Linked DNA regions of Homo sapiens: region 1 is linked to region 2. The links are chromatin contacts, found by Hi-C or POLR2A ChIA-PET in ENCODE. All regions are on one chromosome and are shown on one strand. The core of a region is the stretch at or near the end of the contact, and the rest is flanking DNA. Distances in the headings are between cores, read along the strand shown.

Region 1 (3,328 bases), core at 161-2,660, 2.8 Mb after region 2:
CTCCGGCCTGGGCAACACAGTGAGACTGTCTCAAAACAAAAACAAAAACAAAAAACAAAACAACAAAACAAACAAAAACACAACTTTAGTACGACTATACCCATCCATTCACTCAACATATATGATGAACCTACAATTTCCTGTTCACTAGGGATATATTTTCCAGCTGAGGGCATATACATTTAAACTAATTATTTTCAGTAAAACATGGAGTGAGCGCTACAGGAGTCCAGAAGGAAGGGGCTAGCATAGCCACTTACCTTCTTTGCCTTTGCTAACAGATCTCTAAAGTGAAGTACGCTGATTTTGCAAAAACCAAAGTCTCAGAGCTAGGGGACTTGGTGGGATACAGACTCACGTATTCTGACTGCGAGTTCACAGCTGAGATACCGTGAACAAAAAGGAACCACTCTTTTGTATTCCTCTCTTTCCCAAGGAGTCAGTGTACTCCTTTGCAAAGCAATTTTCACCTACAGAGTCCTAACAAATATTAGCTATGTCCTCTGATTTAAGCTACTCAACTCAATGCCATGTTTTGTTTTCCTTTGGGGAGTCACCAACTAGCTTGGACTTGAAAGACGTCTTCTGTGCAAGGGGAGGCAAATCTTGCTGGTTGGAAGCAGCAGAATCAATCTGGCGCCAGTATCATCTGAATCTAGCATTCTTTGCACAAACTCTAATCCAAATACAAACCCACCAGCTTTTACTGCTGAAGTTTAATATTCACAGCAAAACCACAACGTGGCCTCACGTTACCACCAGGCCCGGCTTGAGCTTTTTACTCGAGCTGGGCTTGGGCGATCTAAAACGAGGGACAGGGCCTGCATTTCCTGGGCGGAATGTTATTTATAGCCAGGGCCAGGAGAAGCCAAAGCCGACAGCTGCTGCGCCGCAGCGCGGGGCCGCCGCCATGCAAGCAGTTGTCACACCGCTCACCTTCACAGTCGGCCCCTGGCCGCCCCCCGGCCTCCTGGCCCTGCGTCAGCACCGGGTGAGAGACCAAAAGCCCGGCGCAAAAGGCCACCACAGCAACTGGGCTCGCGCACCACATGCTGGGCCAGCAGCTTCAATCGCCTCCGCCACCCGCGCCCACCGCCCACCAAGCTGCCAAAGCGAGCTGAGCAGAATTCGAGGTTGGAAAGAATCTGCCAGTAGTTGCCAGGACAAATGACGCAACTGAACACAGAGTTTCCATTGGCTCTCAAGGAAGGGATAGGAAGGGGGCGGAGTGTAGGAGCCTTTTCCCGTCCCTCCCCGGTTGCGCGTGCGCACTGTGCAGTTTCCGCGGAGCGCAGAGACGCGCTGAAGCTACTCGCGGACTGCGCGTGAAGAAAGGCGGAACCTTCACGCTGATTGGCGGCGACGCGGGAGGCTGTAGCGGCCGACCGGACGCAGGGGGCTGGCGGGAACGTGAAGCTCCGCGGTGCCTGATGGGGCCGTTGGGCGGCCGGTAGCTGTTGCTGTTGGGGGACCCCCTCATTCCTGCCGCTGCCGTCCCTGCTGCCTCATGGCGGCCATCGGAGTTCACCTGGGCTGCACCTCAGCCTGTGTGGCCGTCTATAAGGTGAGGGGCTGCGGAGCTGGGCTAGGGCTTCATGACGGCCACCCGGTTTTCTGGCGCTGGGTCATCCACAGGCTTGAGAGCGGCGTGTCGCCGGCCTAGGGATGTCGTGGAGTGGCGTTGCCGCGAGGACACTCCGGAGCGAAGGGCCGGGCAGGCCCGGCCTCGCGCCTGGCGATTCCTCCGGAAAGTCGTCTACTCCGCGGCGGAGGCTCGCGGCGATGTAGACGCGCGGGGTCCCAGGGCGTCATGGCGGCGGGATGCCCGGAGGGGTCCCAGGGACGACGTAGCTGCAGGGTGCCCGGGGGGGTCCCGGAGACAGCGGGGCCGCTGGGTGTCCCGGGGGGTCCCGGGGACGGCGGGGCTGCGAGCATTTTGGGGGAGGTCACGGGGACGTCCTGGCCTCTGGATGCCGGAAGGGGTCTCGCTGACGTCAGGGCCTCAGGATTCCCGCGGGTGGGAGGTCCTGGGAAAGTTGTGGCCGCGAGGTACTTGGAGGCGGTGGTCTCTGGGACAGCAGGGCCGCAGAACGCGCTGAGCTGGGCCCGAACGTCTAGGTCCCGGAGGGGCGGGGAGGCTGCAGTCGAGCTGGGGCTGATGGTCCCGCAAAGCTGCCTGGCTGTGAAGCCAGTTGATGGTGCGTGGTCTACAGAGGTGGCCTTTCTGGAAGTGAGAGCCTGACAGGACTTGTGGCCTTTCTCTCATCAGTGGGGAGGCAGAAGAAACGATAATCATGAACTCCGTTGCCACTAGTCCCGCGTTTAAATGTCAAATGACTTGTTAGGAAAAGCCAAAGGGAATAATACTACTTCATTTGTAGAAATGGGAAGAAAGGGGCCCAGCGCGGTGGCTTACGCCTGTAATCCCAGCACTTTGGGAAGCCGAGGCAGGCGGATCACGTGAGGTTAGGAGTTCTAGACCAGCCTGGCTAACATGGTGAAACCCCGCCTCTACTAAAAATACTAAAAATTAGCCGGGAACGCCTGTAATCCCAGCTGCTCAGGAGGCTGAGGCATGAGAATGGCTTGAACCCGGGAGGCGGAAGTTGCAGTGAGCCGAGATCTGGCACTGCAGTCTGCACTCCAGCCTGGGCCACGGAGCAAGACTCCGTGTCCAAAAAAAAAAAAAAAAGAAATGGTAATGGTAAGAAGGAAGAGAGGTAGGAAAGGTAACGTAATAATAGCCTTCGTTTTGTGTGTAGAAAGGTTGTTATTACTTTTGATTCAATTGTTGACTTTGCAGAGCAGACTGAAAACATGAGGCAGTTCTTCATGGAATTATAGGCTTTCTATGAAAACGAGGAAATTAAATGGTAATTAAATTTGCAAGTTTAAAATATTGAGATAGCAGTTTTTCTTTCCACACAGATGGCAAAGTAACACTGGTGCACAAATGCACACGTCTGAATACGTCTAATGAGACTATGTATTTCGTGTTTTTTTCTCTAGGATGGCCGGGCTGGTGTGGTTGCAAATGATGCCGGTGACCGAGTTACTCCAGCTGTTGTTGCTTACTCAGAAAATGAAGAGGTACTAGTCCCCCCATTTTTGTACTTCTGAAATAATTTAAAATTACATACATTGTAATATATATATATATATATTATTTTTTTTTTCAGATTGTTGGATTGGCAGCAAAACAAAGTAGAATAAGAAATATTTCAAATACAGTAATGAAAGTAAAGCAGATCCTGGGCAGAAGGTATGGAATCAAATGATACTTTTAAATATGGTAATAGGAACATGTTCATAAATTCTAAGCATAATG
Region 2 (3,276 bases), core at 518-3,017:
TTTCACTACCTACACTAAAACGAATAAAATATACAAACACCGTGATTCACCTCAATACACGTTTGTTTTATGTCGACTTAAAAAACTGAGCACTAAGTGATATTTAATAAAATGCTAAAATTCTTATTTCAATAACTTCAAGCTTTAACAGCCAAACTTTTCATCTAAAGTGTTTCCAAAAGTTTTTCAAGTCCAAATACAATTTTAAATAGGTCCTTTCTCAAGATAGTGAGGAGAAAAAGTCGTGATCTTTTCACTGGAATCCGATTAGCTGTTACAAATTAGTTTGCTGAATACAATTATATTCAGACTACCCTTAAAAGGAAACCATGCTTTAAAACCACCTTCCTAGCTCCCAAAATAGTGTCCTGTCACTTGAACTGTATATTTTATTTGGTATTCTAAATACATTCTGAACTTCCAAAAGAAAGTAAAACTAATTTACTAGAAGTACCAATGGAGTGTATTGGGGGGAAGAGGGCACAAAAGGGGGTGTTTCCCTTTTAAAGACATTCCCTTGCAAAGTACCATATGGATTATGTATGAAATCCCAATCAGAGTGCTCCGAAAACACTCCAGTATGAGAGAATGCGGTTTTACCTTTCAATTCTCTTATTCAAAATGCTGTCAGGACAGAACAGCACAGGAACACTATCTCCCAGTTTCTGACTTTATTTTTTAAAGAACATCCTTAGTATAAAGGACGTATTAAGAACTGTTAGAAATTGTACCAGCTCACAAATGAGGAGACTGACGATGTTAAGGAACACCTAAGAACTATGGAAATGAGATAAAGCGTCAGCGAGGGTTTCACTTTGATCTGATGCATCGTTTCGTGTCGTGTAAGTCCTCTAAGATGAGCAAGAGAGCTGAAGGTCCGATCACCCCAGCGTGGACCCAGCTGGCTCTGCTCTGCCAACCTGGGGACCAAATATCCTGTGATCACTTCCTTAGTCCAACAGTCCTAGCAAGAAGAGAGTGCTTGGCGCCTTGAAGAGGTGAAGGTAAAGTGAAGAATCAACCAGCCTATGTGATTAAAAGGAAGTCAACCAAACAGCCCATGCCCACCATCCCCAGATACACCCCAAGCCCCTTCCCCTACACATACCTCTCCTACAAACCCCTGCTCTGGTGGTGTAGGAACCTCTAAACCCACCACACTTCCCCGACACAACTCCCCTTCCCACAGGTATCCACGGTCACCTTCGCGGACCATCGCTGCCCCAACCCCAACTTCTCGCCCCACACTCCCTCGCCACAGAAGCCTTCCCGGCCGGTCTCCCCACTCCGCAGCCTCCCACACACGCGCCCTCCCCACTTTCTCGCCCTCGCTTCCCTCCCGGCTCTCGAGGAGCTTCCCCCGACCTCCCCTCGCTCTCCTCCACGCCCCCGAACACTTTCGCCCCTCCACCGCGGGCTCCCCGCCTCCAGTCTCGAGGCCCGGCCCAGGCATGTGGGGCAGGCACCTCCTCCACCGCCCCCCAAGCATGGCCCGGCCCGGGGGCTCCCGCGTTGATGGGAGCCTCGGAGACAGGGGGTCTGAGGAGAACGACGCCGGACCCGCGGTCCCTCCACTGCTCGCCGACCCCGGAGAGCTGGAGTGTGGAGTCGCCTCTGGGGTCCCCCAGGGAGTAGGAGTCTAGGCCGGTGCCCCCCAGCCCCATTTCCTCCCGATCGTTGGAGCGGAGGGGAAGGAGGATCCCCGGGACTCACCTCGAGCCTGTTGTCAACATTAGCCCCGGGTTTCCCAGCACCAACTCCAGCGCTCGGGCTCTCCCCTCCCCTCCCCCCACCTATCTCGCAGCCGAGGGCCCGCCTTCCCTCAGCTCCCCCTCCTCCCTCCGCCCGCCAGCCCTCCCGCCCGCCACTCACCAGCGCGGCCGGGCTGAGAGTGGGGGCGGGGCGGAAGGAGGCGAGAGGGAAAAGGCCATCCGCGCGACTGCCCGATTAAAAACAGTCCTGATCGTCTTCCCTGCGGCATGCCGATGCCCTCAGCTTGACTCTGGGGTGGCGGGTCCGGGGCAAAGGCTCATATGAGTGCCATTCACTTAACAGCTCTTTCAAATTCCCCAGTCGATGAGAAGAGCGAATTTTTCAGACTGGCAATACGTAAGGTAGCCACTACCAGCACCTCAAACCAGGGCCCCAGCGGAGGGGTGGAGTGTTCCGAGGACCCGAGGCAGGAAGTGGATTGGTCGCCAGGAAAGGGAAAGCGCCTGAATTGGAGCTGCGCAGGCGCAGGCGCTTCGCGGGGGATGGGGGTGGGAAGCGCGAATGGGGCGGGGCGGAGCTCACGGGAGGCGAGGAAGTGTGGTGGAATAGTGGGAGGGTTACGGAGCGCCATTAAGGACAAGCCCGGCCACGTGATTCTCCTGGGCGTTTCCTGGTGCGAACCTAAGGAAGAGGTCTAAGAAGAGAAAGTTTGATTGGACTAATTCGAGGGGAGACGTTGAAGATTTAGAAAATTGGAAACTGGAGAAACTAAACCATATGGCTGGTTTGGGAGGTGGGAGTCGCTTAGGAATGGGTCTAGTCTTAAGAATGCCCTAAAAGACATCGAAAGTCCTGCGGGGGGATTTCCAGAAGCACTTCTAGGTGTTCGACGTAAAAACCACCCAGGGCGAAGAAGAATCAAGGCTTTTTCCATACACTTCTTAGAAAGTACCTGGTTCTAGCAAGCAAACTTTTAAAAATTACAGTGGCAAGACTTCCCTGAGTTATCAAATCACCCATTTTAAAAAAAAAATGGCTAGCGTCGACATTTCTTCTGAATGCGAACCCAGGCCGACTTTCAAAAATGGGTATCAGTTTATCCACACTGCTTATTTCCTCCTGAATTGCTGAAATGGTGCATCTGGCCTCGAAACAGTACTGGGTTCTGCCAACATGATCCGAGTAGGTGGCTCTGGCTGGTCCGGAGCTAGAGGAACAAGGGTGCGAAACTGGTCTTGACGTTTGCTTGACTTGAGGGGGCCCCACCTGGTGCCCAAGCCCACGTAATGAACTACTACCAACCACAAATACTTGAGGCAAGTCCAGGTTCCCTATGACTCAACCTTTGCCCATTTGCCTCTATTTACTGTTTGCTTCCCCATTTACTCTTAGCACGCAAATTATCCTCTCATACTGAGTGTTGCTGCTTCCTGTATTTAAAAATATATATTTTTTATACACTACACATAGGTCAGTCATTTAAAGGATAGTGAAAGAGAAAGATGAAGGCCGGGCACGGTGGCTCACGCCTGTAATCCCAGCACTTTGGGAAGCCGAGGCGGG

The links. A loop is a pair of places that touch in the nucleus more often than their neighbours do. ChIA-PET counts read pairs that join two places held with the same protein, here RNA polymerase II (POLR2A). Pooled maps may share reads with other maps.
Region 1: a loop to region 2 is called in a map of CD8-positive, alpha-beta T cell, with 13 times the contacts of the local background. The contact joins the promoter of MSANTD7 here to the promoter of UPF2 in region 2. A Hi-C loop is called at or near these places in 1 of 168 maps with a recorded cell type or tissue (CD8-positive, alpha-beta T cell) and 8 of 50 pooled maps. POLR2A ChIA-PET finds 5 or more read pairs at or near these places in 1 of 52 experiments (activated naive CD8-positive, alpha-beta T cell).

Annotation. Positions count from the first base shown.
Region 1 is chr10:14,836,896-14,840,223 of GRCh38, forward strand. It overlaps MSANTD7 (Myb/SANT DNA binding domain containing 7), which reads left to right and starts at 1,411. Exons shown (of 5, transcript NM_001378785.1): 1 at 1,411-1,564; 2 at 3,010-3,090; 3 at 3,180-3,262. CDNF (cerebral dopamine neurotrophic factor) reads right to left here and starts at 1,142. Exons shown (of 4, transcript NM_001029954.3): 1 at 937-1,142. The coding sequence starts at 1,051. HSPA14 (heat shock protein family A (Hsp70) member 14) reads left to right here and starts at 1,411. Exons shown (of 14, transcript NM_016299.4): 1 at 1,411-1,564; 2 at 3,010-3,090; 3 at 3,180-3,262. The coding sequence starts at 1,508. RefSeq lists a silencer at 1,195-1,304 and an enhancer at 1,455-1,694.
Region 2 is chr10:12,041,042-12,044,317 of GRCh38, forward strand. It overlaps UPF2 (UPF2 regulator of nonsense mediated mRNA decay), which reads right to left and starts at 1,768. Exons shown (of 22, transcript NM_015542.4): 1 at 1,714-1,768. It overlaps LOC105376416 (a long non-coding RNA gene), which reads right to left. Exons shown (of 3, transcript XR_930666.2): 3 at 2,758-2,920. RefSeq lists enhancers at 676-765, 1,936-2,185 and silencers at 1,286-1,335, 1,356-1,495.